Regions from separate parts of the Mus musculus genome. Here regions 2, 3 and 4 are each linked to region 1. The links are chromatin loops, found by intact Hi-C in ENCODE. Cell type or tissue: heart. All regions are shown on one strand.

The links. Hi-C counts contacts between places; a loop is a spot of excess contacts. Peaks named below come from ENCODE experiments on the same cell type or tissue, not always from the same donor. Only the 100,000 strongest peaks of a DNase experiment are listed, where the experiment ranks them.
Region 2: a loop joins it to region 1, with 18 times the contacts of the local background. A loop is called at or near these places in 18 of 42 quality-filtered maps.
Region 3: a loop joins it to region 1, with 6 times the contacts of the local background. A loop is called at or near these places in 18 of 42 quality-filtered maps.
Region 4: it touches region 1 in a loop (8-fold over the local background); 10 of 42 quality-filtered maps call a loop at or near these places.

The regions. Positions count from the first base shown.
Region 1 is chr4:127,365,349-127,373,348 of GRCm38, forward strand. No RefSeq gene overlaps it. Among named protein-coding and RNA genes, the nearest start is that of Gjb5, 11 kb to the left of the region's middle. In heart, CTCF peaks have their summits at 3,185 (motif pointing right) and 5,292 (motif pointing left); a DNase peak (open chromatin) is centred at 6,433; H3K27ac peaks cover 2,118 bases; H3K27me3 peaks cover 1,037 bases.
Region 2 is chr4:127,609,622-127,617,621 of GRCm38, forward strand. No RefSeq gene overlaps it. Among named protein-coding and RNA genes, the nearest start is that of Gm40255, 5.1 kb to the right of the region's middle. In heart, a CTCF peak has its summit at 3,348 (motif pointing left); no DNase peak of the experiment used is centred here.
Region 3 is chr4:128,540,543-128,548,542 of GRCm38, forward strand. It overlaps Csmd2 (CUB and Sushi multiple domains 2), which reads left to right. Exons shown (of 71, transcript NM_001281955.1): 58 at 4,128-4,304; 59 at 5,430-5,609; 60 at 5,999-6,172. Among named protein-coding and RNA genes, the nearest start is that of Gm33656, 12 kb to the left of the region's middle. In heart, a CTCF peak has its summit at 3,059 (motif pointing left); no DNase peak of the experiment used is centred here; H3K27me3 peaks cover 387 bases.
Region 4 is chr4:127,432,072-127,440,071 of GRCm38, forward strand. No RefSeq gene overlaps it. Among named protein-coding and RNA genes, the nearest start is that of Gm40252, 19 kb to the left of the region's middle. In heart, a CTCF peak has its summit at 3,234 (motif pointing left); no DNase peak of the experiment used is centred here; H3K4me3 peaks cover 396 bases; H3K27ac peaks cover 270 bases.

The sequences.
Region 1 (8,000 bases):
GTTTTATTGATAGGACTGAGCCCCATCACAGGCAGGCAGAAGAGGACATTCCCTCTTGTGACCCAGCTTGGGCTGTGGTGGGGCAGGAGGGGAAGAGGCAGTTTGGTGTTGACAGCTAGCAAGGGTCACCTTCAAGCAGGAGGAACTGGAGTGGGGAGGGGGAAGAGGGAGGGGGAGATAATAATAGGTTTGCTGGGTTTGGCCTGCCCAGGAGGGGTTCTCTTCCTGGTCATCTGCGGGATCCAGGTGCAGAACGCTAGGCAGTCATTAAGGATGCCCTGGGGACTTGGTGGCCTGGGAGCCTGCTGCTTCAGGAGGTGGGGTTTGAGAGGCAGTAGAGAGGAGGGTGGTAAGGGGGGAGGTGTATTCAGGCTTGGAGGCACAAAGGGCGTGTGGAGAGGCTAGCTAAGCAGGTTTGGAGTGCAGTTCGAGGCTCCTAGTCGGAGACAGTGGCTGGCTCAGAAGCCTGTGATAAACAAGGCATCCTAGTTTACCTATGGCCTCTGTATTTTAGGGAGGTTGGAGGGGGACCCCTGCATCCCATCTCTCTTACTTTCCAGAAATTAACGAGCCCCTCCCTTATTCAGAGGCCTTCCACAATCAGCTTCCCTAGGGAGCGGCCTGAAGTAGAAGGCAGCCAGGCAGGGAGGGCTGGAGCCTCCGAAGCCTGCTTATCACCTCCCCTTGGCTCCAAGAGGATAATTACACAGCTCCCAGAGCCCCAGGACTGGGCCAGAAGGCAATCCACACAGACAGCATCTCAAAATTAATGGGACTCCAAGGGGTTTGGGGTGGGGGTGGGGAGGGCCGAGGCTGTGAGAGGCTCAGAGAGAAATCAGATACAGGTAAAGGCTGCCTGGCAGAAGGAGCTAGAACACCATAGGCTAAAGCAGAGATGGAGGGAAAGAGCAAGTAAATTGAAGGCCAGAGAGGCTAAGTCACCTTCCTGGAGTCACACAGCAGTCAGGCTTGTACCCACATACCTCTAATGTAATGCACATGTAGTTTTGATTTACATCCATATGATTTACCTCTGAATTGCGTATAAAAAGTCACATTTCTGTGGTCTGTTGATATAAATCCAAATACATTATAGATAAATATAAATATATTAATCAGTCCGGCTCAGATTCCTTTCCTCTAACTTAAAAATAAGTAAGAACATTTTTGATTTCATGGAGGAGGAGGAGTCACGATCAGAGACCTTAGGTAACTCCCTCAAGGTCACACAGTATATTTTGGGTGGAGCTTCTCTGATAACCAGGACAAACTTCTAAAGCTTGTTTTTCCTAGGAGGCTTATCATAGATGTAGCAGGAATTCCAGTCTCCTAGACCTGGGCCCCCACCCTCTCTCTCCAGGACCCCAGGGCATCTCCTCACAGCTCCATTTTGTCCGTATCCATCCCTTCTTTCCCTGTCTTCTTTGGGTCAGGGTTAGCTTCTCCTGCAGTGGTGGCCTCTGTGGCCCCTGCTCCCAGCCTGCCTCCTGAAGAGTGGCTGCTAATGGCCCTGGAACAGAGGTCAGGACAGGCACACACTGTGACAGATAGGACTTAGGTAGCTTTGACCTTACCTCTGAATTGAGTATAAAAAGTCACATTTCTGTGGTCTGTTGATATAAATCCAAATACATTATAGATAAATATAAATATATTAATCAGTCGGGCTCAGATTCCTTTCCTCTAACTTAAAAATAAGTGAGAACATTTTCATGAGTTGTGAAGATAGGGTGGGCTCCATGTCCTGTGTCCCTTGCCTGTCTTGGGTGGATCCTGAGTAGTGTGGCCTAGAGGATTTGGCCTGAAATCTCTCTTGTGGCTTCTGAGGAATGATGGCTTGTAGTCTGCTGAGGGCGTGTGTGTGTGTGTGTGTGTGTGTGTGTGTGTGTGTGTGTGTGTGTGTGGGTGCTGGAGAGCTCCCTCCAAAGTGGCTTGCTAACATAGCACAAGGCCGGCCATCCAGTGTCTCCATGGGGCTACCAGGGTGTCTGTAGAATTGATGCTGGCTTCTTCTGAGTAAGTGAGGGGTGAGTGGGGGAGAGCTTGTGAGCAATCCCTGGGGCTGTAGGGCAGTTGACGGAGCACTTGCCTAGCATGCCGAAAGTCCTGGGTTCGAGTCCCAGCACCCCACAGATTGGGTGGTTCATGAATGTAATCCCAGAGCTTGAGAAGTACACCAGAAATTCAGGGCCGACCTTAGATACATATTGAATTTGAGGTCAGCTTGGGCCAAAGATTCTGCCTCACAAGGAGAGGGAGGGAAAGAGGACGAGAAAAGGGGGAAGAAATCCCTTTACTGTGCTGGTCTTGTCCCTTCTTGGAAGTCCACAGTCAGCATACCATCATTGTCATATGCTTTGGGTTATAAGCCCCAAACACATTTCCTCCCACAGGGACACAGACACACACAGACACAGACACACACACACACACACAGACACACACACACACAGACACACACACACACACACACACACACACACACATTTCAAATAATATATTTTATTTTAAAGCCGTCATTACCAGCACACCAGAGGTTTTTTTCCCAGCCTAGTTAATCCTGACCCCATTGTCACCTCCACCCCCATTCCCTCTGACATCACCCTCTTCATGGCTGTCTGGAACTGCCTTGTTCCTTGTCTGTCTCCCTGTGTACAAGGTCAGCTCCACAAGAGGACCTCGTCTGCCTGTGTTCACCGCCACCATAGCCTCAGGATCTAGTGTGACCCTCACACCCATGAGTCTCTCGATAAAGCCCTTGGTGGCCCAAGGGAACCAGGGTCACCCTGGCAGAGGAGGGAGTAGTTGAAGAGGCTAAGGTCATATACAACTAGTTCCAGTACCTAGGGACTTAGAAGACGGTCCTTCCAGAAGAGGAGGCTGATTGGCAAGCACGAGAGACCTGCTGAGGCCGGCTGTGCTATATTGTGAGCAGGGGCTCTGGCTCGAGGGGTTAAATGGGGGAGCCAGATTTAGGAAGAGGTCAATTTCCAGTCATGCCAGGTGACTAATGACAGTGTACTCAGGGCCCACAAGGAGTCCTGTCACGCTGTCACTGCCCACTGAGGCTGTTGCTTTTGATATCTCCCTTGATTGTCTCTTGCTGACCTGCCAGGGTGCTAGGGGATGATTCCGGGGAGATGGGCTGGGTCCCAAGTTTACCTGCCTGCCTTGCCTGGATCGGCCTCTGGGTGGCAGCAGAGCCCCAGGCTTGACCGCAGGTTGTCTCCTTGCTGTCAACGCTCCTGGCTTGCTCTGTTAGGTTACCAGCTGTCTTTCCTGCCAGCTAGGGAGTGGCCCCAGGTCAGACGTTTGGGAATTCACGGCTGTATATGCACTTTTGAATCCTTCTAGCTGGATGGTGGATAGCAGGAAGGCCTCACAGAGAGACAGGAGACACCCAGAGAGCACATGGGCGGATATGCCAGACACGGGAAAGAAGATGGCATGGCTGGTGGCAGAGGATTCGGGACACAAGACTAGCCGAGAAGCGCTGGGGTTCAAAGCCTGGAGTCCCCTCATGGTATGGCAGCAGGCAGAAAGGAATGGTCCCCAGCTTGCCAGGAAGGACGCCAGTTGGGAATCAGAACAGGGTCTGAGAGCCCCACAGCTGCAGCTCAAAATGTGCCCAATTCAACCCCAGGCTCAATCTTCAGGCTGGGAGGGCAGCCTGCACACACAGGATGGTCCCCCATGGGTGGGTTCTTCAAGGCACTGTTGCCAGACTCTAGGTGAGATACAGCACTAGAGGACTGGTTTAGACTAGCCCTGACAACAGCTCTCTGCTTTCCCTCCTCAGAGGGGACTTCACCAGCCCCATACCTGCTGCCTGCCAGCCCTAATCCCCCACTATCCCACCTGGCGTCAGGTCCTTCCAGGGGCTTCTGTGGCCTGGAACTTGATTGCCTGATCACAGGTGGTTTTGTGCCCAGAGACTGAAGTCGGTCTGGGGCTAGCAGGGCTACCTGGCTGCCTCTCAGAGCTCGGGGAGTGAGTTCATTCCTGTTTCCTGCCTCCAAGACTGCTGCAGATGGGGATTCCCACAGCCCAGCCTCAGGAAGGGCTTGAGCCTGGGCAGCGGCTGCTCCCCTCCCTCCCACGTTTATGGTCCTGGGTCCGGTGCATGGCTGCCTGCTTACTTTTTACCTGGCTAGCTTTTTCTCATCTTCATGTCTCCATTTAAATGTCACTTTCTTGGAAACAGTCTTAATGCCCCCATTACTCTTACTCAAAGTGCCCTTTGCTTTGTCTTCAGTACATTCATCACACCTGACATTGTGGTTTCCCTGTGTCTGTGTGTGCACGCTAACACCCGGCCCCACAGAACAGACCCTAAGCTCCCTGAAGGCAGGCAGTGTGTTTGTTCCGCTCATCTCTGTACTCTTAGGCTCTCTCCTCCATGTCTGGGACACAGTAGATGCTTTAAAAAATATTTGTTGGTGGAGAGAAAGAGAGACAGGATGAGTTATGGATTCCCCTGGGGACGCCTATGTGTTGGGAATTAATAAAGGCCCACTCCAAAAACTAGCATTTCTCTCGATCATCAATTTTACTTGATGGTAAGGAATTAGAAGCTCCATATTCACTTATTAATTGAATATTTTACATTACAAAAGTAATACATGTTCCTTGTCAAAATGCAATCAATAGGCATTATTTTTATATTGAAACCAACCCTGACACAACATGGCATAGAATGCAAAGTCGGCCTGACTGTTAAGGAGGAGGATGAGGCTTCAAAGACATTTTGAGCCCTAGGGGTCCAGACTGCCTGTGGCACAGGCTTCTCCTCCAGGACGGTTGTAACTTAGATTGCAGGGTCCTCTGACCCTAGGAATCTCTGATTCAGTCTTGGGTGGGGCTGAGGCCCCTGTGGGTGAAGGGTTGGAGAGGGTCTTGTCCGGTAGCTGAGCTACTGTAGAGGCTCTGACTATAAAACACAGCAGGCACTGTGGGCTGGGCAGGCAGATGTTAGTCCAGTACTTGGTATGTAAGCCTGAGGACCCGGGAGCAGATACCGAGCATCTATGTGACTACACTGGATATGGCAGTGAGCATCTCAGTGCTGGGGAAAGGGGAGGTAGGAAGGTCCTGGGTGTGTGTGTGTGGGGGTGTCGCTGGCTAACCAGTATAGCACAGTTGGCAAGCTCCAGGTCCAGTGAGAGATCCTGCCTTAAAGACCAAGGTGACAGAGACAGAGAGATAGTGGTTCAGAGCACTGGCTGCCCTAACAGAGGACAGCCCCCATTACTCACATGGTTGCTCACAACCTTCGGCAATTCCAGTTCCAGAGGATCTGATGCCCCCTGATGGCCTCTGTGGGAATTGCATGTACATGGTGCATAAAATTCCATGCAGGCAGAACACTCATACAAATAAAATAAAAACCCAATTAACAATAACAACAAAAACAAGAAGGGGAGAATGATTTAGGAAGACACACAACATTGGTCTCTGGCCTCCACATGCACACATCACACAGGTGCACTTGTATAGCATGTACCCACAGACACACACAGATACACACAGACACACACACAGACACACATAGACACACACACAGAGACACACATAGACACACACAGACACATAGACACACAGACACACACACAGATATACACAGACACAGACACACAGACACACACAGACACACACACACGGCCACTGGCAGAGGCTCAATCAGAAAGCAAATGCCACTTTTTATACGTGCAAGTTGGTTAAGTAGGCATTTGTTGCACAGTGCACACCCAGAGAGGAAGAAGAAGGCAGACCTGCACCTTCATGGATCTGGGTTCAAATCTTAGCTCTGTGGGTGCAGCCTGGAGGAGTGGAATGTTTTCATGGGGCAGTGGGATGGGGTGGTGCATGGTGCATGGTGCATGGTGCATGGTGCATGGTGCATGGTGAGGAGATTAACAGGAAGAAACTGCCCTGGTGGCAAAATAACAAAAATACCTTTGGGAGCCCGGTGAGTTTATTGTGACCAACCCCACGGTCTGGGTTCAAATCCCATCTCTGCCATTTTTTTACTTATGTGAATTCAGTCAATTCCTTATCTCCCCTGAGTCTACAAAGGGGTTTCCCAGTGGTCATGGGAAAGCTGGCAGGCATGTTGGAATCCTCTGACTTTGGGACACGATGTCATCTGCAAGGTTCATGCTTGAGAACAGTGGGACTGAGTTACAAGAGATGAAAGTCATGAAGCCAGAAGTAAGCTTACCCTTTTGTGATGGGGCCCATTCATAGCTCTCTTCAGCCACACCTACTTAAGAAGGTTGGGCAGCTCTTACGGAATGTTGAGCCTTTCACAGAATCGCCTGGACAATATTTAAAACACCCTAATAGTTGGCTTCAGCTCAGATGGAGTGAGTCAGTGCTTGGAGTTTCATGAGCACCCAGAATGCAGTGCAAGTGTCCAGGGCAGCAGAGGGAGTTCCCACCCACAGTCCAACCCCAGGCTCCAGCAGTCAGCCAGTGGCAGTGTGCTTCTAACTGGACCGCTCTGCTCTTGTCTGCTTTTTGTCCAGGGCTCACGTAGTGGAGACAAAGTGCTGGCAAAATGCACCCAGGGTCGCTGCTTTGGGACCAGTGGTCTCAGACAGGTGTGGACTCAGAAAGACAATGACACAGCGACAGATAGGCCAGGCCAGAGCCAGGGCACACCCTACCCTTCTGTCCCTGCCCTACACTGATTCAGGAGGAGACCTTAATCTGAGCTGTGTTAGAAACTCCTGGGGAGATTCCTAAAGTGTGAGCTGGGGGCAGGGTTGGAGTTACTGACAGGTGTGTGTGTGTGTACGTACATGTGTGTGTATGTGTGCACTTATGTATATGTGTATGCATGTATGTCTGTGTGTGTGAGCATTTCTAGGGCTGGAGAGTTGTCTCGGTGAGTGAAGTGCTTGCTACACAAGTGTAAGGCTTAGCTCAGATCCACAGAACTTATGTTCAGGCAAGTAAGTGGGCCATACCTGTAATGCTAGAGCTCCTCCAGGGAGATGGAGACAAAGACAAGAGGACCCTAGATTCCTGGGGTTAGGGCAGCCTAGAGAGCACAATGGGGAACAAGAAACACTGTCTCAGGGTGAAAGACAAGGGCCGACACCCAAGGTTGTCTTTAATCTTTATGGGCATACTGTGACATTTGAACACTTATATTCATGTGCATGATTTACACACACACACACACACACACACACACACACACACACACACTGGACAAAAGGAGGGGAGCCAGTGCACACCGTGTTAGTGGCTTCTGCGTCACTACGACCACGTGCTTGATAGGAATGACTTAAGAGAGGGAAGATACTTTAAAGGTTCAGCTCGTCATTGTTGGGAAGGTTTGGGAGCAGCTCTGTGTGCAGTGTCTGGAGTGTCGTTCCCTCCGTCCTGGTCGTCAGAGAGAGAAAGGACAGAGAGCGCATGGTATGCGCTGTTGATGTCAGTGAGTCAGGAGAGAGAGTGGCATCTTCCAAATACTCTGGGGGAGACAGAGAGATGGATGGACCCAAAGAAGAGGGGCCAGCAACAGAAACAGAGGGAAATAGATTTAGCAGGAACTCAGTGAGAGTGACCAGGGAGTAGGGCTTGGAGACAGATGGTTTGCTCTAGAGCATGCTAAGGCTTGTAAAATTTGAGAGCTCAAGGCAGGGCCGTCAGGGAGTCTGAGGCACCATGGACGGGTCAGCTAAAGATCCAGCTTTCCAGTTTCATTTTGTCCCAGAGGGGACTTTGGCCTTTTGCTCAGAGGTCAGACCTGCTCCCCACCCTAGCCTCAGACAGTTTTCCCTATCTTCTGTCTCACCCACTGGGTTCTTTCCTCTTAGGAATGCCCCGGGTGTGTCAGCCAGCCTTTTCCGTTCTCTGTGGGTGTCTCAGGCTTTGGCATCCTTCTTGTTAATTCTAGGTTCAGCGCGGTGTCCTTCTTAGCTCTCAGTGTACCCTGGGTATTATCTGGGTGGTGTCGGTAAAAGATTCCCCAGGCTTCTTCCATTCCA
Region 2 (8,000 bases), 240 kb after region 1:
AGTGTTCTCTTAATCCCATAGTGTCTTAGCACTTCTGGGTCTTTATCCAATCATTGTGTTTGTCTCTCTGATTGTAAGTTTTGCCTGCCTGCTATTGATATGTCTGAATGGACATAGGATAATACATTTTACTGTCTTGTGCTAGCTTTTGCTGTTTTTCCTTTAAAGAGTTTTGTACTTTTCCTGATACAAATTCAAGCTTTTGGAGAATCTACTGATTCTTTGCAAGGAATACTTTTAAGCCTTATTATTGCAAGTCCAGACTGATTCCCTGTAAGACTCATTTATTCTCACAAAGAAGGCTTCCAAACCAGCTGAGGCATTCTGCTCATCTGCTCTTTACAGCCTGACTGGGTGTGAGGATCTGAGCTCTCCCCTTTCCTTCTGTGCCACAGAGGTTTCTCTTCTTTTTCACCTCAGTGAGTGACGGGGCATCTCTGCTTGTTCATGGCACATGCTCGGGCATTAGCTCTAACATGGTTCCCATCACACAAACCCAATGCCTAAGTTCTCCCTACCCCATCACACATCCATTTCCACGCGTGGCATCTCTCCACTCTCTTATCCACAATATTTCTTGCTAGGAGTGATTTCTATGGATTTGAACAGTCTTGTTCCATGATTCTCCAGATTAGAATGTAGCCAAAGCCTCAAAAAGATTATCTTTGATGATCTCTGGATCTCTCTTTGAAGACAGCTCCTTTTATTTTGTATACTCTGCCCCACAGAATTTAGCTGCCCCAGCTTCCCCAGTTCTGTGCTATCTCCTGAGTTCTGCACTGGGCTCTGTTTTGACTGTCCTCTTTTACAGATCACCATGGAAACTACCTGCAGACAGGGGGCAAAGGCAAAAAAACCCACTGAGCTGTCTGATCATACTTGCTTTTCCCCCAGGATCAAAGTTGTGTTAGGAACCTTTTCTGTTTGTTTACTATTTATGGAGAGAGGGAAGACACTTGTAGCAGTGAGACCCCACGGTCAAAAACAAGTCTTCTAAGGGCAGGGATCCAAAGCTCCCAGTCTTCGGTTGGACTATCGGAATTGAGTTATGGCTCTGAGGAGGGCGGCTTTATAATACAATCTAGCCACTTGGCCATGTATCCTGTTAGCTATATTACTACAAGGTGTGTGTGTGTGTGTGTGTGTGTGTGTGTGTGTATGTGTGTGTATGTGTACATGCCTGTGTGCATTTGTGCACATTTTTATGTGCACATGTGTTTGTGTGCATGTATCTATGTGTTCATGTGTATGTATTCGTGTGTGTCTCTGTGTATGTGTGTTTTTCTGGGACTTGAATCCATGCTTTTCAGCACAGGCTCCGATGCCAAGTTACACCTGAGTCACCAGGTGTTCGCACACCCAAATGTGTGTCTAGGAAATGCAAATGCACTTCCAGCCAAATGTGGTTCAAGGAAAGACGTCTCTCTCCATCCTTCCAAGCTTCCCTCTTTTTTCCCAATCTCAGCAAGATGACAGCACATCCCCCATCACTTGTGACTCAGGTCTTGGTGTGGCTTATGTCCTTCCTTGATCCCCAAACCTAACTAGTAGGTAGGTTCTGAGCTCCCACACTTGCCTGTTTCCATCAGCAGATCTCTCTCCTGCTCAGGCCTCCCTCACTCCTTGTGGTGTGATGCTTCCAAGGCTGGTCTTCGTGGTGACCAGAATCACATTATTGTTTTAAAACTGATGAATAAAACAGTAGACATTTATACCCACAGTGTGATGTGCTGCTGGGTGTGTACACTGTGTGCCGGTGCATCCTTATTTCTTGCGATGAAAATATTAAAATTTTTACCTATTAATTTTTAAGTATGACATAGATTATTATTAACTATATTCAGTATGCTATGCAACCCTTCTCCAAAGTTTACCCTCTGGATCTAACTGAGCCATATCTTCTAGCTGTTCCCCCCACTATTGTCTGAGGACCACCATTCTGCCCTCTTTCTCGATGAATTCGATTTTTTTTTACCATGTGAGATCACACAGTAGTTTTGTTTTTATGTATGTATTATGTCTTATTTTATGAAGCAAGAATGCTCCACGGCTCATCAATCTTGTGCAACAGGTTGCTATTCGGTCTCAATAAATTAGGTCTTTAGATAACATACTGTGTGCATGTACTTGTGTGCATGTGTGCACATGTATGTATATGTATGTGTATATGTGTACGTGTGTGTGTGTGTGTGTGTAGGTGGTAATACCACCACACACATGTAGAGGAGTGGAGGTCAGAGGATAACTTGCAGGAACAGGTTCTCTCTTACTGTGTGGGTCCTGAGAATCGAACTTAGGTTATCAGGCTTGGCAGAAAGCATCTCCACATGTTGAGCCGTGTCACCGGCCCCAAGCAAAGAGGTCTTGTCATTTATGACAATTCAAATGTAGCAGGAATTTCACTGCAGCAATAAAGCTTGGTGGCATCTACCTCTCCTTTAACACTTCTTCCATACCTCCCCTGGCATGAGTGGACTTCTCATCCTGCTCTGTACACGTACACTCCATCCCTACTTCCCTCACTGAATACCCCTCTTGTCCTTCACGTTTCCCACATCCTGTGAAGGTCTCGCTCTGCTGCCTCACCTACACAGATCCCACCCCCCCACACACACACACACACTGGCTGTTCTCTTTGGCCACAGTGATTTCTTCCTTATCTTATGTAACAGGATTCCTCTTCCCTTGCTATTTGACTCTGAATGTCAGCATGGCAGAGAGACTCACCACACGTAAATTAGCCATTTTCTATCACCTCAAGGCTCTACTTTTCTGCACACCATCCCTTCACTACCTGATAGGGATCGGACAATTCTTTTGCCTCCTATCTAAGCTGTAAATTTGGGAGCAGGAGCGCTATTTCTTATAAGCGGTTTAATGTCAGTCCTTAGAACCATTCATAGAACACAGTAAGCACTCACTAAGCCCATTAATGAAATTGGGCCACACATCTATCTTACAGGTTGCCTCCACCTAGGTACAAAGACATCTCCACAGAAACCCTTGGCACAGTGCATCAGGTCAATAGGAAGTTCAGAGCCATTAAGTGCATGGCTTTGTTGATCTCTGAGTAAGCCAGTTTCCCATGACTATAACAAATACCCGCATCAATCCATTTGTAAAGAGAAAAGGTTTTTTTGAGCTCACAGTTTTGAAGGTTCCAGCGGATGATTGGTTAACGTCATTGCCTTGGGTCTCTAGCCAGGCAATAAATCACAGTTGTGGCAGAGCTAAACCACTGACTCACAAGCAAAAAAAGCAGGGAAGAGACTGGAGTTCTAGAGTCCTTTGAGAATGTGCCCTAATGACCTCTCTGTTCCACCACTTCTCAATCGCGCCACCTTGTGGACAAAACCTTTAACACGTGGCTTTGCAGAACATTTAAGATTCAAACCAGTATTTGCCACCCACCTGCTTAGGGCAATACTAGGTATCTGGTAGAAGATTTAGGACTCGGGAAAACAGCTGTAGAGACTCGTCTCAGTTAATGGCCAGCAGAACCAAGTGAACTCGGAAGTCCTGGCTCTCTGCATCCACTCCATCTGCTTAGCTCCTGGCTGCACTTGCCTCTGCTAGAATTAGCTATGCCAGTGCCTCTGCTGTGCACAGGGTGATCAGAGCAGAAAACAGCCTGCCTTGCAGTTTTCAGATACTATAGCAAGGCCGCGTAGGATTAGGCTAGAGAGCTGTAAGAGGGAGGAATGCTGACGAAGGTGTGTCCGCTGAGAAAGTAGAGCGCTTCTACGGGAGAGCAGGCAGCCTCCTGGGACAGGTGGAAACACGGAGTCAATTGGAAAAACTTCCGTTTGGCGGGATTTAGAGATGTATAATACTATTGAGTTGTTCAAGAGTCTTACATCTCTGAATTTCCTTTCAGGCTAAAATACATTTACTACTTAAGGCATCTTCGAACTTCATGGAACCAGATGGCTCAGGACTTCATTTCATTAGCGTTCCTTCCTGGGGTGGTAATGGCCTCTGCTGCAGATCTGGATGGTGGCCACTGGCTTCTAAAGTGATATCAAGTGATGAGGAATTTGCCATTCCTCTAGGAAGCTCATTCCTACCTTAGGAAATTGATTGTTAGTAGAGTGTTTTCACTCTGGGCCAGAGATGCAACTGGCTGATTGTGTTTGGCTGAGAACAAGACCCTGAGCTCAAACCCAGCCACCCCAAAAAGAAAGGAGCAAACCAAAGACTTCCTGCATCGGACACAGACTTGCATGTGTTGCTTTTAAAATGGTCTTTGTTTTCTCTTCAGAGTACAACAGAGCAAACCTTAAAGTGTCTCCCATCCAATGGCCTAATAGGAACAGAACCGTGAACCCACATTCATACTGAAAGCCCAGTCTCCAGTATGGCTGTGTTTGGGAAACGGGCTGAGATGAGGTAATCACTAATAAGCGAAGTCTTGGTCTGAGTCCCAATAGGCTAAGATGAGTGGTTCATCTTCAAAGCATAGGAAGAGATGCCAGGGCAAGTGTATCGAGAAGAAGCCATTTAATGTAGAGAGTCATCTGGAAAAACTCAACCTGATTTCCCCTTGATCGTGGACTTCCAGACTCCAGAACTCCGGAAAGTAGCGTTGTGGTCTGTGTTATTTTGTTACTAGCAGCCTACACTGATTCCTGCTTAGTTTCTGTCCACCACAGCTGACAGGGAAAGCTCCTGGTAAATCCCCACTCAGGTGAGATGGCTCTTCTTTCTTCAGCTGCTACTCAGGCATCCATCGGATCGGGGAAGTGCTGTGGGCTCAGGTCACAGCAGCGGGACAATCCCCTTGTTCTACAGATACTGTGTTTTATAGTCAGTATCCTGTTTCAACTAAGAATGACCAAGTTTGACTCCTGTATTGGTTAGTTTTCTGTTAGACATCAAAAGACCTGAGATCACCAACTTACAAGGAGGGAAGCTTTGCGTGGGGTCATGGGTTTGGAGGTCCCAGTTCATGGTCCAGCTAGCACAATGGTTCTTCAGCTTTGGCTGAGGCAGAACACCCTCCAGGAATGCATGGTGAGGAGGAAGGGAGGGAGAGAGAGAGAGAGGCAGAGAGAGACTTTGAAGTTATAATTTGAATGACTTAAATTTACTACTTGGCACCACCTTTTAAAAAAAAAGTTATTTTATTTACCTATATACGACTTTGCATATGTGTACATGTGTAGAGTATCTGCAGAAGCCGATACTGGAGCTGGAGTTTCAGGTAGTTGTGAGCCTCTTGCTGTGGGTACTGAATTCTGGTTCTCTATAAGATCAGCAAGCATTCCCTTTCCTTGTCCAAAGGACATTTGTTTTTTGTGGCATTCTTGTGCATGACACAGATAGATGACAGTTTCCAAGTTGGACAACTCACAACTACCCCAAAAGATGTGTCTACAGAAGAGCAAGAAGTGGGGCTGAGGCCACTAAGAACAGCATCACCTGTGCACACATCATTACATAGAATGCACAAATTTCTTTAGAGCCTCTGGAAAGGAGTTAGCATGTCTTTGAATCTGACTAAGAGGGGAGTATGGATTTAGGAGTGGTGTTTCTGTTACTCAAAGAGCAAGGTCCAGAGTTTTTAATGCTATGCTCCTAGAAACAACTGTAAAGAAGCTTTCTTCAGAACATCCAACAGATGATGCAAGCCTGGAAACTGGATACTATACCTCACCATATTCTACTAGTTCTGATTTGGTTTCTTGTTTATTGGTTTTCATATATCTTTAACAAACAAGTTATTTATTTTTGTACTTTAGAAATAATCAAGTATGTTCAGATAAAATAGAGAAAGTAGCATATAAATGATTTGCCCTCGATTGTTAATGTTTCATGTGAATATTTGGATACCCAGATGTTGTGGGATGTTCTGGGCCTAATTATACTTGATGTTAATTCCAAAAAAAAAAAATCAGCAAATATTCTTACTCACTAAGTCCTCTTTCCAGCCCCAGGCACCACATCCTAAAGTTTCCACCACCTCCCAATGGCACCAAGCAGAGAATCAAGTCTTTACCGTACGTGGCAGGAAGACATCCCAGGGCCAGGCTGCAGAGCCTTCCAAGGCTGTGTAAACCCATCTCTCACAGGCTTTTCTCGTTGTCCAAGTGCATAAAGTATCCAGGCTAACATCGATAGCCTTCGATTTCATCATGTGAGATTCGCCTCCTTTTAAAAACCATCCCAGCACATTCCCTGCCTGGCCTCAAATGCTTATTATTGGAAAATCAATCCACCTTCTCCAGGCATCTTCATAATGATGTTGAGCTGGAAGAGATCAAGAGTGGATGCTGATATTACAGGGGATAGCAATAACAGTGCAGTTATATGGGAAGCCACAGAGTACCGCTTTCTGCTGGTTTGTTGATCCTGGAAAGCTAGGAAATGAGTTTCATGTGTCATGATCCTGCTTGGTAGGATAGAAAGGAACCAGGAACCAAGAACATTGGTCTTACTGTTAAAGCCACATGCCTCTTAGCACACCCAAGAGTGAAGGATAAGGTCTGATAGGCTGCAGTATCACTTATCTTCAACACTCTGTCACGGATAGGTATGACATTCTTCTTCACACGACAGATCTTCATGCATTCAAAGTCTTCCACTTCTAGGTCAGCATCCATGCGGAGTTTTATTGTTGTTTTGTTTTATTATTTTTTAAAGATTACACACACACACACACATACACACACACACACACACATACACACACACACACATACACACACACATGCACACACACATACGCACACACACACACACATACACACACACACACACACATGCACACACACACACACACACACACACACACACACACACACACACACACACACACGATGAGTACACTGTAGCTGTCTTCAGACACACCAGAAGAGGGCATCAGATCCCATGACAGATGGTTGTGAGCCACCATGTGGTTGCTAGGATTTGAACTCAGGACCTCTGGAAGAGCAGTCAGTGCTCCTAACCGCGGAGTCCTCTCTCCAACCCTGTTTTAATTTCTTTATAGACAGGTTCTCTCCATGCAGTCAAAGATAGTCTCAAACTCTATCTTCCTGTGTGTCCCTTCTGAGTGCTGGAATTGTAGTAACACATCATGATATCTGTCCACCTACTCACCATTATCCTTCGTTACACTTTATTTGTCCCAAACCTAGATAGACAGAGCCTCCTCAAACTGAGTCTGTCATCCTTTGCTTGTTTGGTTTGGGTCTTGCTACAGATCTCAGGTTGGTTTGGAATTCACTTCATAGCCCAGACTGGCCTCAAAATCCCCATTATCATCCTGCCTCAACCTCTTCAGTGCTAGGATTATAGGCATGCACCATGATGTCTGACTCCTCCTCCTCTTCCTCCCTGTCCTCCCCTTCCTCCTCATATTATAGAGCTCTGGCTTCCATAAATCCACAAGCTCTTTTCTTCCTTTCAGAAGTGTTCAGAAACCTTTTCACTAACCATTTGAAGAATCCAGTTTTAAATTCTTTTGTAAATTTTGCCCTTTCTGCATCACTGGCCACCAACCCCAGTGGTTCCTCCTCTTCTGCAAATGCGCTCACAGGGGCTCAGCGGCATCTGCACAGCTTCCTGGGGCCATAGGGTGCAGTTTCCCTTGTAGCATCTCTTCCAGCTCTGGCGAGATCAGCCAGGTGCTCTCTTGCTCCCCGCTTACCCATTGTGAGTACTCCTCACAGCTTTTCATCAGCACATTTGAGATTCATGTCTGCCACATCTTTATTCAAGGTGCCAATAAAATACATTATGTATGACTTGGTTTGCTGGGAGAAAATGATCATGTTTTGTGTATTTAGGGATGTAAGAGTTTGTAAAGAAGCAGAGATGGGGGTTGTTATTTCCTGACAAACAAACTCTTCTGGAAAATAATATTCTGCTTTCGCTCCTGTTTGTCACCCCTCCCCCGACTCGGATCTCGACCTCCCTACCCAGAGCACCTAGTCCTCAGGTAACATGAGAAGGGAGCAAAGCCGAGTGGACAGGAGGCAACCTGAACATCCAGGCCA
Region 3 (8,000 bases), 1.2 Mb after region 1:
GGTAGAGTGAGAGACAGGGAAAAGATGGTAGAATCCACATATGGTAGGATCAGACCAAAAGTCACCAGAGAACTGGGCCCAAGACGTGTAAGCTGAAAAAAGAAGAGGCATCAGACAGCAGGTGCTGGAGACCCCGATGGAATGTTCCTGAAGATTAGGTGCAGTGTCCAGGTCTCCGTTCTTGAGGTGTTATTTGGATTCTGTAGACTCTTTTTAGTTATATCAAGAGAGGCGTGGGATGCCAGGAAAGTGCCTTGCAGGGGAGAATTTAGTGTTTTCTTAAACACCCAATGGGCCAAAGCTCTTTTGATGACATTCAGATCCTAGGGTGGGGTCAGCCACATCAACAGGGGTCTGGTCAGAAATTTGACAAGGGTTTGGGCTGGAAGTGAATGTTGGGGGTGTCACCATGGAGGCTGTCCTCAAATTCCCATTTTAGGCCCCGCCCCATCCCCAACTGCTCCGATCTTGGTACTTTCCTCCTTTAACTGTTACACTTAGGCTATTATTTGAATTCGTGTTTAATGTGTGGATTTCTTAAGGACAGACTTGAGACCCCAGGGGCGGGTAGCTCAGTGGGTAAGAATACATGCTCTCCGAGCATGAATGCATGAGGTCAAACCCCCAGCACCCATATAAAAAGCCTGGCATGGCTTTGAGTCCTGTAACCCCAGCATTGGGAATGGAGAAAGGTGGATCTTGAGAGCCTGAGGCGCTCATCAAGCGGCACCAAAACAGCAAGTTCAGAGAGAGACCCTGTCTCAACGGAGAGACCCTGTCTCAACGCAGAGACCGAGGTGGAAAGTGACAGACAGCCGGCATCCTCTTCCAGCCTCTGCGCGCACGTACTTGGGTGTAGACACCTGCTCATTCGCATGCCTGCCTTGTACACACACACAGCAGCAGCACCCCCAAAAAGAACAGACGTGAGCTCCTGAAGTGCAGGGAACATAACTTATTCACTGCGTCTCAAGCTCCTTGACAGCACAAAGATTCACTGGATGAAGGAAACGCATGGCCTGTCTGCTGTGCTAGCAATACAAAAATTACACGTAGACTTTACTCTGGGGCTGCAGACATGCCGTTTGTTCATCATTACAAAATCAAATCAGCTATTAGAATTATACACCATCTATGTAAAAATCCTGGCGGGGCACGAGTGACCCTAACTACATATCCGCTTGGTGAATTCGTAATTCAGAGAATTATTTCAACTATCTGGCCAAGTGGGATTTGACCAGGGTTTTATATCCTAAAGACAAAGAGAACCACAAAGAATCCTCAAACTATTTTCAGCCATCAGGGTATCAGAAACTGACTTGGATCACCGCGTCATTCTTCAGTGACAGGTCCCTGAGAGGAAAGACCAGGGGGTCAGAAAATAAATAAAATAGGCATTTTGGGGTCAGGAGGCTTTACGTCTTATGTCAAGCTGTGTGTTATATCAAGCAAGTTTAGTAAGAAGTATAGCATCTTAAATACAGCTTTCAATGGAAGCTAATCAAGCAATATGCACAGAGGGAACACAGGGTATCTCACGTGCATCACAGAGGAGCGGTCAGTGACCTTGAGACTGTTAACCATAGCCCCTTAGAGAGGAGAGCTGCATTCTCAGGATGAAGTCACAGCTCCTCCAGGTTCTGGCCCAGGCCATTTCTGCCCATGCCCAGCATGTCCCGGCTTTATACAGGGAACTGTGGTCCTTCTCTGCACATCAGAGCCTCAGGAAAAGCCCGAGCCTGCCTGGCTCCCGACAGAAACAATGTGGGTATTATTATTCAAAAGCCATTCCATATAAAACATAACATAGATAAAGCAGATAAGTAATTATTTACTGTCATCAAGAGCCAAGATTTTTCAGCACATACAAATAAAGAAGTAGGAGCCAATGAGTTGGCTTGTGGCACAAGTATAAAGAGCTGAGTTCAAATCTCCCCACACTCGCAATTTTAAAAGTATAGAAGGGTGTAGCCATCTGCCTATAACTCCAGTGTCTCAAGGGGCAGAGAAAGGAAGACTGCTATGGCTTGCTGGCCTAGCTCCAGGTTCAGTGAGGAGCAAAGAAATAAGGCAGAGAATGATAGAGCAGGACCCCCAACAGTGTCCTCTGGCCTCTGCAGGTATGCAAGGGACACATACATCTGTGTGCACACACATGGGCACATATGCCATATACACACGGAGAGAGAGTTCTTAAAAACTTCATCTTACATGAAAACTCTTAAGCCCCAAGTGGGACTGGCAGTGTCACTATGTGCTCTTGGCACAGGTATTTTCCATTCGAAACGTTGTCTACACAGCCCAACCATCTAGAATCCACGGCTGCTCAGCTGCAGTGACGACTCTTAGAGAAGCCAGGTTCTTTGGAGCAATGGTTACAGAGCTGGGTTGGTGACTAGCAAGATAAACCTGAAGTATTCCACCTCCCCAGCAAGAAACCCACTAAAGGTAAATGGGATAGTGTGAAGGAAACTGCCATACCGAAGAGGCTCCCCTCAGCCAAGTGTGGCAACTTCAGTGTCAACAGGAAGAATAAGAGCAGTGGCTGCTAACACGCTAAATGCATTCAAAGTCCAGGAGTTCAAAGGTTCCTACCTACATAAACTCGCCTTTGAAGAATGCTAGGACACAAACTTGCTATTCTTATTCTTAAAAAAATAGGGGTGGGGAGTCTAGTATTGTGCCAGCCTCTCTTCATGAACTATATCACATGCTAAGCCGTTATCTGCTGCAGAGGGCTGGGGCTGTGGTGGCTCAGTCGCAGATTCTAGCTCCTTCCTCTCCTGCCTTAAACTCCCTTTTCAGTGAAAGCCAAAGACCAGAGAAACAAACAGATCAACCAGACAGAGGGGGTAGGGTGGGGGTGGGGATTGTGATGGTGTCAGGAAAGATCTAGGAGGAGAAGAGAGAAAAGAAACTGTGATCAGAATACATTATATGGGGCTGCTGAGATGGCTCAGCTCTTAAGAGCGTTGGCTGTTCTTCCAGAAGTCCTGAGTTCAATTCCCAGCAACCACATGGTGGCTCATGACCCTCTATAAAGGGATCTGGCGCCCTCTTCTGGCATGCAGGTGTATACACAGCAAAGCATTCATACATAAAATTAAAAAAAAATTTTTTAAAGATGACTTTAAAAAAAACATATTGTGCAAAAATAACTTCACTTTCAATTAGAAATAAATAAAACTTAAAAATAAGAGAGTACCCAGATCCAGAGTCCCATTAGCAGCATCCTGGAAGAGTGTTAGAAGGAGCCTGACATAAATATTATCACAGATTGAGGAATGTGCAGTTAGAATCAGGGCTGGGAAGGTGGCTCATTCTGTAAGGTGCCTGCCAGGCAAGCCCCAGGACCTGAATTCAGTTCCTCGGCACGTGTATAAAAGCAGGTGTCTTGGTCAAGGTTTCCATTGCAGTGGAGAGACATCATGACCAAGGCAAATCTAATAAAGGACAATATTTAACTGGGGCTGGCTTACAGGTTCAGAGGTTCAGTCCAGTATCATCAAGACGGGAGCATGGCAGTGTCCAGGCAGGCATGGTGCAGGAGGAGCTGAGAGTTCTACATCTTGTTCTTAAGGCAAACAGGAGAAGACTACTGGCTTCCAGGCAGCTAGGAGGAGAGCCTCAAAGCCCACCCCCACAGTGACACACTTCCTCCAACAAGGCCACACCTCCTAATAGTGCCACTCCCTGGGCCAAGCATATTCAAACCACTACCACAGGCATGGTGACTTCTGTTACAACCTCAGGGCTGGAGGAAGGAGGAAGCAGAGGCAGGCAAATCCTTGCATCTCATTGGCCGGCCAGCCTAGCCAAATGGATGATTCAGTGAGAAACCCTGTCTCCAAAAACTAAGGTGCAGAGTGATGGAGGAAGAGCCCTGATACCAACCCTTTGCCTCCACACACAGGCTCACACATACACAGGCATGCATGCACACAGAAACACGTACACACATGTACAAATAAAATAATTTTACAAGAAAATCTCAGACAGGTCTGTCCCTTCCTATGAATGAGACAATAAAACAGCAGCATAAGATGTGCCCCCATCTTTAGGGTTCTATGGTTCTTCAGCTCGGCAGTTTGGGTTCTGGGGGCTAACACACTCTTCTGCCTTTCCAGTGATCTCATGTGGGAACCCCGGAACTCCAAGCAATGCCCGAGTGGTGTTCAGCGATGGCCTGGTGTTCTCCAGTTCCGTTGTCTATGAGTGTCGTGAAGGCTACTATGCCACGGGCCTGCTCAGCCGACACTGCTCTGTCAATGGCACCTGGACAGGCAGTGACCCTGAGTGCACAGGTAAGAGCCAAGCCCCCTGGGCTCTGTTGCAAATGGCAGCTCAGACCACCCAGCCCCTCCCTGCCGAGTAAGCTGTCAGTGGGAGTCTGGAGAAAATGATTACAGTGGAACCGTTCGAATGCCTCTGTACGTTGAGCGTATTCTCCTGTACAGCAACCATGGAGCTAAGTGCTTCCCCTCCCATGTACACACCGCCAGAATCTCACCACAGCCCTATGACGTATCTGTGCAGACTTACTCTCTGAGGATCATAGTTTATAAAAAGGGTGAGCCTAGTGCAAGATGCGCATGCGGGCATGCACCAGGATGGTGTGAGCAGGGACACAGTAGCTGTGAGCCCCACTGTTTATACATGACAGCTGAGGTTCACAGGGGCTGATACAATACACAAGCCATCATCCAGGCTCTGGTTCACCCCCTTTCTCTTTCCTTTCAGGGTCAAGGTTCTGTCATACTCTGTCCACTTTGAAGCTGACACCACCCGCCATCTTCACATCTTTCCCTATCTCACTCAGACACATCTCCACCCCAACCCAGCTTCTGAGCATTGCATCTGCCTAGCTCTTCTTTGTTGCCCCTCTCAGGGTGCCCCAGACCCTTTTCCTCAGAAAGCCAGATATTGTGGTACCCAGACAGAGGGAAGAGATGGACTGAGTAACTCTGAGATTTCTTCCTTTCAGAGTCAACTCTGTGAGCTCAGACTCCATCTGAAATCCTACATTAAGTTCATACATAGATCACCAGTCGTACCGTGTCTCATAAACGGGACTTAATTATCGCATAGGTCTTAAGACCCTGCTTCTGGGTCTGAAAAAAAAAAAGCCTCTCAGAAAGACTGTCATAGGAGATGTTGCATCCCAGGACAAGCTATCATTTTGATCCATTAACAAACACATCATATGTTCTTCAGTCTAGAAACACTCCTTGCCCAGGACCTTGCCTACTTTAGGAAATAAAGTCCTGTGGTCCTTCCTCTCAGAGGAGTGGGTTTGAACAAGAAGGGAGGCCATCGTGTAATTAGATGGCATGCATGGTATAGGCATGAACAGTGGACCTGTAGATTGAGATGCTGAGGAGACAAGGCCTGGGCTAGGAGTGACAAGCATTGTGTCTTTCTTACCCTAGTTATAAACTGTGGTGACCCTGGGATTCCAGCCAATGGCATCCGGCTGGGCAATGACTTCAGGTACAACAAGACTGTGACATACCAGTGTGTCCCCGGCTATGTGATGGAATCACACAGAGTGTCTGTGCTGAGCTGCACCAAGGACCGGACCTGGAACGGTACCAAGCCGGTTTGCAAAGGTACGTCTGGAGGCTGAGGATGCGGGTAGGGGGGCAAAGAAGAGACACATGTAGGCATCAGCCTTGAACATGGGGGAGGGGGGTTGGCATCCCAGCAGGAGTGCGCATGGTTAAGGCTGGTCCTGCTCAGATTGTCAGGAAGTTGGAAGGTCCTGAGGAAAGATCTGACCCTCAAGCATCCTCAAGGGCTGTGTGATGGGAGAACAGAAATGTTATACATGAGACAGATCCCGCAAAATAAAAGATTGGAACTGCCTCAGATTCATTCCAGTCCTGCTTGGCCCAGACTCCAGCTGCTGCATGGTAGCTGGTGGTACTGGTGACAGTAGTAACGGGGCTTGTTTCCTCAGGGCAGCCTCAGAACTCAGCCTCCTCTGGTCTCCCCACAGCTATCATGTGCAAACCTCCTCAGCTCATCCCGAATGGGAAAGTGGTGGGGTCTGACTTCACGTGGGGCTCTAGCGTGAGCTATGCCTGCCTGGAGGGATACCAGCTCTCCCTGCCTGCCGTGCTCACCTGCGAGGGAAACGGATCCTGGACCGGAGAGCTGCCTCAGTGCTTCCGTGAGTGACTCCCAAGGGCCCTCGGCACCGTCCTCCATGACAGCACGCAGTTTCCCCCCTCGCGCATGCGCACTCACACGCGCATATACCAGCGCTCTCTATGGAAAGCATAGAATCATCAGCTTTCTCCCTGAAGCAGAGCTATTTCTCAAGACGCCATGAGAGTGGGAGGGAAATTTAAAGGAAGACATTGAGAATATTTTAATGGAGGCCTGAATTTAGACACTGAGGAAGTCATGGTGGTCGGAAATGAAGTCAGACATAATAGCAGTGTCCCCAGACCTGAAGGGATCAGTATCAGAGTGAGGCATATGCCAGACACATGTCTCTCTTCATGGAAAGATGTCTGGTTGCTTTCTGTGGAGAGACTATCCATTATCTGCCTGGACCAGTTGTGTTCTGATGAGCTCCAGTCCATTCCAGGCCTCATGTTTCCTGGGTTTCCAGAGAAGCGGGCTGAAGATGCTAGGTGCACCCATGAGTGGGCTCTGGAAAGTTCACTCCATCCTTATGCTGCACACAACAGTCAGGTTTACCAGTTTTCTTCCTCCTGCTATCCCTCAGAAACAATCTACACACCTGAGAAATTCTGCTTCCCTTTGGGAATTTCCACCGTGCTTAGAATCAGTAGGTCAGAAAAAATACAAAAAGCGGGGGGGGGGGGAGGACGACTTTGCTTGTGGTCAACACCCCAGCATTCTCACCCACCAGGGGGACATGTGCCAGGTCACAGCCTCTGAATGTCTGGACTCAATTTTGCTTTTCCTCCTGAAACAAAGATCCGCCTTGCCTGTATATCATGAAGGCTGAGGGTGTAGCTCAGTAGTGAAGTGCACGCATAGTGTGGATGACATTCTGGGCACCGTCCCCAGCACACAAAAAACAACAACAGTGAATTATGCTTATTGCAGAAAAACAAACAACAGAAATGGACAGTAGCTGGGAAGATGACCCAGTCAGCAAAGCAGTGGACAGTAGCTGGGAAGATGACCCAGTCAGCAAAGCAGTGGACAGTAGCTGGGGAGATGACCCAGTCAGCAAAGCAGTGGACAGTAGCTGGGGCGATGACCCAGTCAGCAAAGCAGTGGACAGTAGCTGGGAAGATGACCCAGTCAGCAGTTGCTTCAAAAGCCTGGCACCCCATCCCCCAGAAGCTATTTTTTAACAAAAGGTTGAGTGTGGCAACATACACTTGTAATTCTAGTACTGGGAGGCAGAGACAGACAGACAGACAGACAGACAGAACCCCTAGGCTTTCTGGCCAGCCAGTTTAATATACTTGGCAAGCTCTAGGCCAAAGAGAGACCCTGTCTCAAAAAATAATGTGGAGAGTACTGAAGAATGACAGCTGAGATTGTCCTCTGGCTTCCACACACACATACCTGAAGGTAGGCATGCATATGTGCATGTGCACACACATACACACACACACACACACAGAGGGGGGGTTGTACTCTATTAAAAAATATGAAAATTAAATTTCCCAAACATAACCATAGTTGTAATGATATATGTTCAAGTTCTTTTAAATGGTATTGGATCTTGACACATTTTCATGACCTGTATTTTTGAGAAGCCACCAAGAGCTTTCTAAGCACCTGTGTCTGACAGTTCAATACTTACTGATCTGTGCACTGTCATTTCAATGGCTTTTAAAACATTTTTATAAATGTGTGTGTGTGTGTGTGTGTGTGTGTGTGTGTGTGCATACATGCTCAGGTGAATAAGAGCTGGTACCTGTAGAGGCTAGAAGAGGACACTGGACTCCTTGGAGCTGGAGTTGTTAGTGGTTGTGAACCACCTGACCTGGTTACTGGGAACAAAACTC
Region 4 (8,000 bases), 67 kb after region 1:
CCTTGAGGTTGACTAGGGTTGAAGGGTGATGGATTCATCTGTCCCTCCCTCTGAGGGCAGGGACGTGGCCCGCAGAAGTCAGCGGACTCAGAGATTCAGTCGGCTTCTGAGGGAGCTCAATGGATTTCCCTCCCACAGCCTCTGTCTGCCTTGTATAGACAGCCCTTACCTGGGAGGCAGGCTGGAATTTATAGCAAAAAGAAAAGTCCCCAAAACTATACCAAGTACCTTTTGGCAGTGGTTTAAAAGGGCCCAAGAGACAGCCTGTCAAAAGCAGTCCCTGGAGATTGGAAGATGGCTCTGTCAACAAAGGACTTACTATGCAAGCCTGCGTTTGGTCCCTGGGACTTATGTAAAAAGTCGGGTGTGGCTTTGCACGTGTAACCTCAGCTCTAGGGAGATGGAGGCAAGAAGATCCTTGGGTCTTGGTGGCCGGTTAGTCAAGCTGAATAGGGGAGCCTCCTGCCAAGGTTCAGTGAGAGACTCTGTCTCAAAAGCTAAGATGAGCATAGCTGAGGAAGACATCCAATATCCACTTAATGGTTTACACACACACACACACACACACACACACACACACACAGACACATACACACATACACACACACACACATACACACAGACACAGACACACAGACACACACACACACACACACAGAGTATTATCTATCTTTTACCTCTCCATCTGGAAGAAGAGTTGAATCCCGTGAGTCTGCACTCTTATGAGCATGCACACACCGAGAGAAGAGGCAAGGACCAGTGAAGAGATGGCTCAGTGGACCAAGTGTTTGCGGTGCAAGCCCAATGACCAGCAACCCCGCACCAGGGTGGGAGGAGAGAGAAGAGACTTCTCAGAGTTGTCCTCTGGCCTCCGGATATGTGCTGTGGCGTGTGTGCACCCATGAAATAAGACTTTTTAAGGAGGAGGCTAAGTGGCATTGTAAAGCTTCTACTAGGGAGTCTCCTCTGCAGTGGATGCTGTCAGGGTCTTCTGTTTTACAGGGTGGAGAGGTAGAGCTGCTTGCCTGAAGTTTTCCAGCTGGCAAGCTACACAGCTGAGATTTGAACTGACACTTCCCGCAGAAGGTATCTGGATGACAGGCAAGCAGCAGGATGCTTGACCTCAGCAGTCACCGGAATATGCAAAGGCTAGCCACAGTGGAGCGCTGCTACTAACCCACTGGTCCCATCCGAATGACTAGCAGCAAAACACTATGTGCTGTCAGGGGGCGGGGGAGGGGAGGTGGTACCAATACAGGGTCTGTGGGCATGAAATGGGGCTTTGGAAGGCAGCTTGGCAGTCGCTAAAAAAACTTTAAATGTGTAGCTATCATAGGATCTGCTGTGTCACATTTAGATATTCGCCTTGGGAAGTGTGTGTGTGTGTGTGTGTGTGTGTGTATACATGCATGTGCCACAGTGCTTATGTGAAGGTCAGAGGACAGCCTCCTTTGTTAGTCTTCAACTTCCACAGCGTGTGAGGTAGGGCCTCTTGTTGGTTGCTGTTGTGGACGCCCAAGAGCTGGCCTTCCAGCTTCCAGGGAGTCTCTGGTCTCCCAGTCCCATCTGCCCATACATGTGTAGGTGTCTTGAGGCAGGCTGCCTCTAGGGGTTCCAGGAATCCAAACTCACCTCCTAACACTTGCCAGTGCAAACACCTGCCAGAGTCCCCGCCCAGAACCTTCATTTGTAACATCCCCAAAGTGGAAACAAGTTACATGTTCATCAGCAGGTGAAGGGACAGACAAGTAGGGGCAACCTTGCCTGGAACACTAAGTTGAATGGACTATATGCAACCATGTGGATGAATCTCCGAAAAACCAGGGAAGGTCAGAGGGCAAGAAGCCAAACCTGAAGGTGTACACACTGTGTGATCTTACTTAAAGAAATCTCTAGAAAATACAATCCAATACAAGACACATGAGTGGTGTCTTGGGACTGAAAGCTAGGGCACAGGATGATATGGGGGCGGGGGCGGGATTACAGAGGATACAAGAACTTTCGGTGGGGACAGAGCGTTGGTTTTGACTGGGTGATAATTTCAAGGATATACACACATATCCAAACATGTGAAACGGGACATTTCCAATATGTGTTTTCTGTTGTATCAGGTTTGCCCCCAAAGAGCTGTTAATGACAATATATCGTCGTCGTCGTTGTCGTCACCATCATCATCATCATCACCACCACCACCACCACATAGGCAGCGTTTGTCTTGGAGTCCATCTCTTATCTACCTACAGTCCTGTTTTGCAGTCATATTGTACAAAGGGGGCTTAGCTCTGTTTGTGCTAAGTACATAGTAACAGCACCCTGAAGGTTGGTGGAACAACTTGGTTAATACTGTGCTTGCCACATGGGTGTAAGGACCAAAGTCCAGCCCCTAGAACTCACATGAAAATGCCAAACGTGGGCTGGACAGATTGCTAAGTGAACAGAGTCCTTGCCACACAAGAGTGAGAACATGATTTCAGGACCTCAGAACCATGTAAAAGCTGGCTACAGTAGCACACGCTGGTGATCTCGATGCTCCTGTGGAGATAGGGGAGGTGGACAGAGAAGAATCCTCAGAAGCTCATGGGCTCCCTAACACCGGGGAGGAAGAGACTGGCAAGCTTCAAGCTTAGTCAGAGACCCCGTCTCCATAAACAAGATGGATAGCAAATGAGGAAGATACATGGAGAAAACTGGGTACAGGAAGTTGGGAAAACCCAGAAGGAACGCATGGCGGCTCTTTGAAAGCCCTGCTGAGGCGTTAATGAGACTCCTCAGGTGGAAACTTGAGGAAGGCAGCTACTTCTTGTGATGGGGTTTCTCTTCCCACCTGGGAAGCCAGCTCACTGTGGACAGTACCCACTGAAGAGGGTTGTGGGAGGCAGATTGGCAGGCCCCAAAATCCCAGCGTCTGAAAGCATGACCGAGATCAGGGACATCTCCTCTGATGTGCAGTATCTTCTTCCTGCTAGTCGCACTCTCCGCTGCCCTGCCCGCCCGTCCCGCCACCCCCCCCCCCCCCCCCAGCTCCGTAGAGTGGCTTTGTTTGTCGTCATATGTGTTATAACTGGTGAATGCACGTGTGTACACATGTGTGGGGAGGTCAGAGGGCAAACTCAAGCATCTCTTCCCAGCTGTCTTCCACCTTTTGTTTGTGACAGTCTCTCACTGGGTTGGAACTTAGCCAATAGGGAGGCTTGCTGGATGAGACGCTCGAGGATCCCCCTTCTGGCTGTCGCTGGGATTGCAGCTGCACAGCACCCGGCATAGTTTTTTGCATGGGTTCTTGGGTGAATTCTGGTCCTTATCTTTTGTGGCAAGGACTTTACTGACTAGACCTTCTCCAGATTCAGAATGGCTTTTTTTTTTTTTAAATTGAGCCCGAGCCTTTCCCTTATCCTTCTGATGCCACTATCAAACTATCAAAGGAGTTAACTGTCTCCTACGGTGCCATCTCCATCCCAGTAGGGGTCACTTAACCAAATCGATGCCATAACAAAATCTCAGAAGGACCACGGACGTGAACGTCTCAGGCAAAGAGCAAGCATAAACCACCCTGGAGGAAAGCCGATCCCTGTGTGGAAGAAGTGAGTGTGACCAGAGTTTAAACAAGTTAGAAATTGTTAGAATGCTCTGGGGCCGGTATTGTTTTCAGTGTGGACAAGGCCTTGACTCAGGAGATGAAGAGAGCATGGTACCTGTGGTTCCCTTGGCAACCACTCTGACTGGAGACCTAGATGCTGGAGAGTGGCGAAGGGTGTAGCTTGGAGTCCTCTGCAACTCTTCACCTAGAGATGGGGAGGGAATAGTTAACCAGCAGTGACCCAGGAAGGCTGTGTGGGGACAGGTGCTTTCTTTCCTTTAGTCAACGGACCTGCCAAGGTTTTGATCAATGATATTAGAGATATCCAGGCACTGCATGCCTGGATTCTGAGATGCCCCGTGGTTAGATAGGAAGTTGTTGTGAGCACAGGGTCTTCAGGAGTTCCCACAGAGGTACAGACTGCAGTCCAGAACGGGCAGAGGCAAAGCCCTGCATGCACATGAATGGTGTTCTCTAGCAAGAGGACCACAGGGAAAGGGGTGGGAGGGGGAGAGAGGGGAAGAGGAAGGGAAAGAGGGAGGAGAGTGGAGGGGACAGAGGAGTGGGAGAGAGAAGGGGGAGGGGAGAGAGAGAGAGAGAGAGAGAGAGAGAGAGAGAGAGAGAGAGAGGCTTAAGGCTTCTCCTCAGAGTCTAAACATTGGATAAGGAGTTGAGGGAGAGAGTCTGAGAATTTCTATTAGCGGTCATTTAGGCTGCCTGATCTGAGGAACAGAACCAGGCTGCGCATGCCTGCTTGCAACCAAGGGCCTCCCCCTCCGCCCCCCCCCCCCCCCCCCAGACAGGGTTTCTCTGTATAGCCCTGGATGTCCTGGAACTCACTCTGTAGACCAGGCTGGCCTCAAACTCAGAAATCCGTGTGCTGGGATCAAAGGTGTGCACCACCACGCCCACCTGGCTTTCCAAGGGCCCTTCTAAGATCACTGGAGATGTTTGCATACTTTAACTCTTTCAGGTACAGCCAAAGGGTGCATCCTACTTCTGCCCCATTTCAGAGATGAAGAGACCGAGGCACAGAGGAAATGGAGGCACGGGCCCACAGCTGGTGAATGACCTGGGCTGCCTTGGCTAATGTGGACTGGTGTGGACCTGTAGAGATCACAGAGGAGGGGTTCGTGGGTAAAGAAGGGTTGAGGGCAAGATAGAAAACACTCTGGGCAGAGTGAGGCCAGTGGCACCCACCGGCCAGGCTTAAGCTCGGTATGGGTGTGTTTTATCCTTGGTAAGTCCACCACCCAAGGGATGGCTCCTGGGTTCTACTCCACCAAGACTGAAGTCACAGGCCTGGTTCTTGCACTTCCTGCTGGGAAAACGCCCCTTGCTTGTACCTTACACCTTAGCCTGTCCTGTCTGGCTGTGTGTGTGTGTGTGTGTGTGTGTGTGTGTGTGTGTGTGAGACCAAAGTGCCCAAGCAAATAGCTTCGAGGAGGAGTTACACATTTTAGGTCGTTGTTTCTGAGGTTGATTCTGGGCCTGTGGTGAGGTAGAGGATCAAGGCTGTGGGATTTGAGAGGAGACTGCTCACTCAGGGGGCAGGGACAGGAAGGCCTATGCTAATGGGGTGTTTTGCTAGTATGTATGTACGTATGTATGTATATATGTATGTATGTATGTATGTATGTATGTATGTGCATCACATTCATGTAATACCTTTGGAGGGTAGAAGAGGGTGATGACCCCCTGAGACTGGGGGTTACAGGCAGTTGTGAGCCACCATGTGGGTTCTGGGAATTGAACTGGGGGTCTCTGAAAGAGCAGCCAGTGCCTTTAACAGCTGAACCATCTCTCCAGCCCCTCCCCTTGATTTATCTGGGCGGTCAGCCTACAGGATGGCTGCTCCCATTCAGAGCAAGTGCTCCCTCCTCAGCTAATCCTCTCTGGCCTCTCCCTCACAGAGGCTCCCAGGTGAGCGTCACTGATCTCTGAAGTGTTTCCTCAATCCAGTCAGACCAGTCGTCAGTACCACCTCTCACAACACATCTGTTGTTCCAAACCCAGGTTTCCCGAGTCTCCCCTTTCTTCAGGCCACACATACCTGTGGTGGTTGTTCCTAGGAGGTAAGCTGTGCTTGAAGACAGGCAGGACCCCTCCAGGGAACCATCATCTAATCACAAATACCCCACCAGCAGCCCATAAAGCCACAATAACCATAAACGCCGGCGATGATTTAAACCCACAAGAACAAGTACTGAGTTCTAGAAAGCACACATCAGCACATTAATTATACAGCAGATCCACCTGGAAAATGCCCAAGAAGCAAAATGACTGGGCTGTACCATCAATCAGGCAGAACACGGATATACGTGGATGGGATGGTGTAGAGGGGGGTCAAATCTTAACTCTGCAGCCTCCCTCCCCCATGTAGCTTTGTATACATAAACCCCACGAAGCCTCAGAGTCTTAGGCAGGGCTCTCTAGAGCAACAGAACCAATAAAAATGTCTATATCAGGGCCGGAGAGATGGCTCAGATGTTGAGAGCACTGGCTGCTCTTCCAGGGGTCCTGAGTTCAATTCCCAGCAATGGCTCAACCATCTATAATGGGATCTGATGCCCTATTCTGGTGTGTCTGGAGACAGCTGTGGTGTACTCCTATACATTAAATGAATCTTTTTTAAAAAAAATTAAAAATGTTTACTTAAATAGCAGATTCATTGGAGGTAACTATAAATAACTGGGTCATCCAGCAATGGCTTGCCATCAAAGCTAAAAACCAATTTCCTGATCCAGGGAAGGGCTTTGTGAATGTTTGCCTATTTTAGCCTCTTTGCATATGGTTCAAAACGGGCTTCGTATTTCTGCCCTATTTCAGAGATTCCCCCCAGCGGTTCCAATGTAGCACTGAAAGCCTAGGGATTTCCTGGAGAGACCCTGGCGTGGGGTCTGTTTTGAAAGGATGAAGAATGTAGAGTCTGGTGCTGCCTCCTGGCAGCTTCACTTGCTCCCCACCCCCATGCTTCCAGCCTGTTGAAAGATGCTGCCCGCATTTGGGGTTCATCTTTCTGTATGAGGCAATTTTCTATGGAAACACTTCTACAAACAGACACACGGGAATATCTCACCTAGACTGATCCAGCCTGCTTGCCTGCCTTGGTGCTTCTCTTCCTCCCTTCCTCCCTCCTTTCCTTTCTTCCTGCCTTTCTCTCTCTCTCTCTTTCTCTCTCTCTCTCTTTCTTTCTTTCTTTCTTTCTTTCTTTCTTTCTTTCTTTCTTTCTTCCTTCCTTCCTTCCTTCCTTCCTTCCTTCCTTCCTTCCTCCCTCCCTCCCTCCCTCCCTCCCTCCCTCTCTCTCTCTCTCTCTCTCTCTCTCTTTCTTCCTCTCTTTCTTTCCCCTGTGCATATGTGTAGCTGTATATGTACATGTGCATTGGTGGGTAGGAGTGTATCTGAGCCTATGCATTCATGTACTTGTATGTGGAGGCCAGAGAACAACCTCAAGTATTTATTGTTCCTCCGGAGCCACCCTTATTTTCTGGAGCACGGTGTCTCTCTGGGACCTTGGGCTCAGCAGTTAGTCTAGGCTCTCCGTCCAGTGCACCCCAGGGATCCGCTTGTCTCTGCCTCCCCAGGGACGGGATTACAATCATGTACCACTACATCCAGCTTTTTAACATGGGTGCTGGAGGTTCAGATTCAGGTCTTTGGGCTTGCATGATAAAGTGGTTTGACTATGCTTGGCCCAGGGAGTGGCACTATTAAAGGGTGTGGTCTTGTTGGAGTAGGTGTGGCCTTGTTGGAGGAAGTATGTCATTGTGAAGGTTTGAATCCTCTTTCTAAGCATGTGGGAACCAGTCTTCTAATGGCCTTCAGATGAGGATGTAGAACTCTCAGTTTCTCCAGCACCAAGCCTGCCTGGACATTTCCATTCTCATGCCTTGATGATAATGGACTGAACCTCTGAAGCTGTAAGGCAGCCCTTATTAAATGTTGTCCTTATAATAATTGCCTTGGTCATGGTGTCTGTTCATAGCAGTAAAACCCTAACATGATCCAATTTTTATCTATTGAGCAACCTCTCCAGTCCCCAAGACACTTCTTACCCCAAGCCTGATTGGCAAACAAGACCGACTATCAGCGGTCATTATTGTCCAAGATGAAATGACAACAAAGCATAGTTGAGCTGGAAAAGTGAATGCAGCCATGTGTGGGGCTCCAGGCAGAGCCCTTAGCCTTGGGCTGCAGTGGTCAGCGCTGAGTGACAGTTGGTGACCACTTCCTCTGCCTTTGCAGAATGAGGATTGTGATAGCAAACTGAAAAAGTGGGCCTGAGGTCAGCACTCACTGTATAGCCGTAAACCCCTTTCCCTGTGTGTTCAGACCCCAGGCATAGAGCCACTTCAGATCTTTCTAGAATTACGATTCTCCAGGTGTGTCTTTGCCTTACAAAGTGCCTCTTAACGGGCACTAA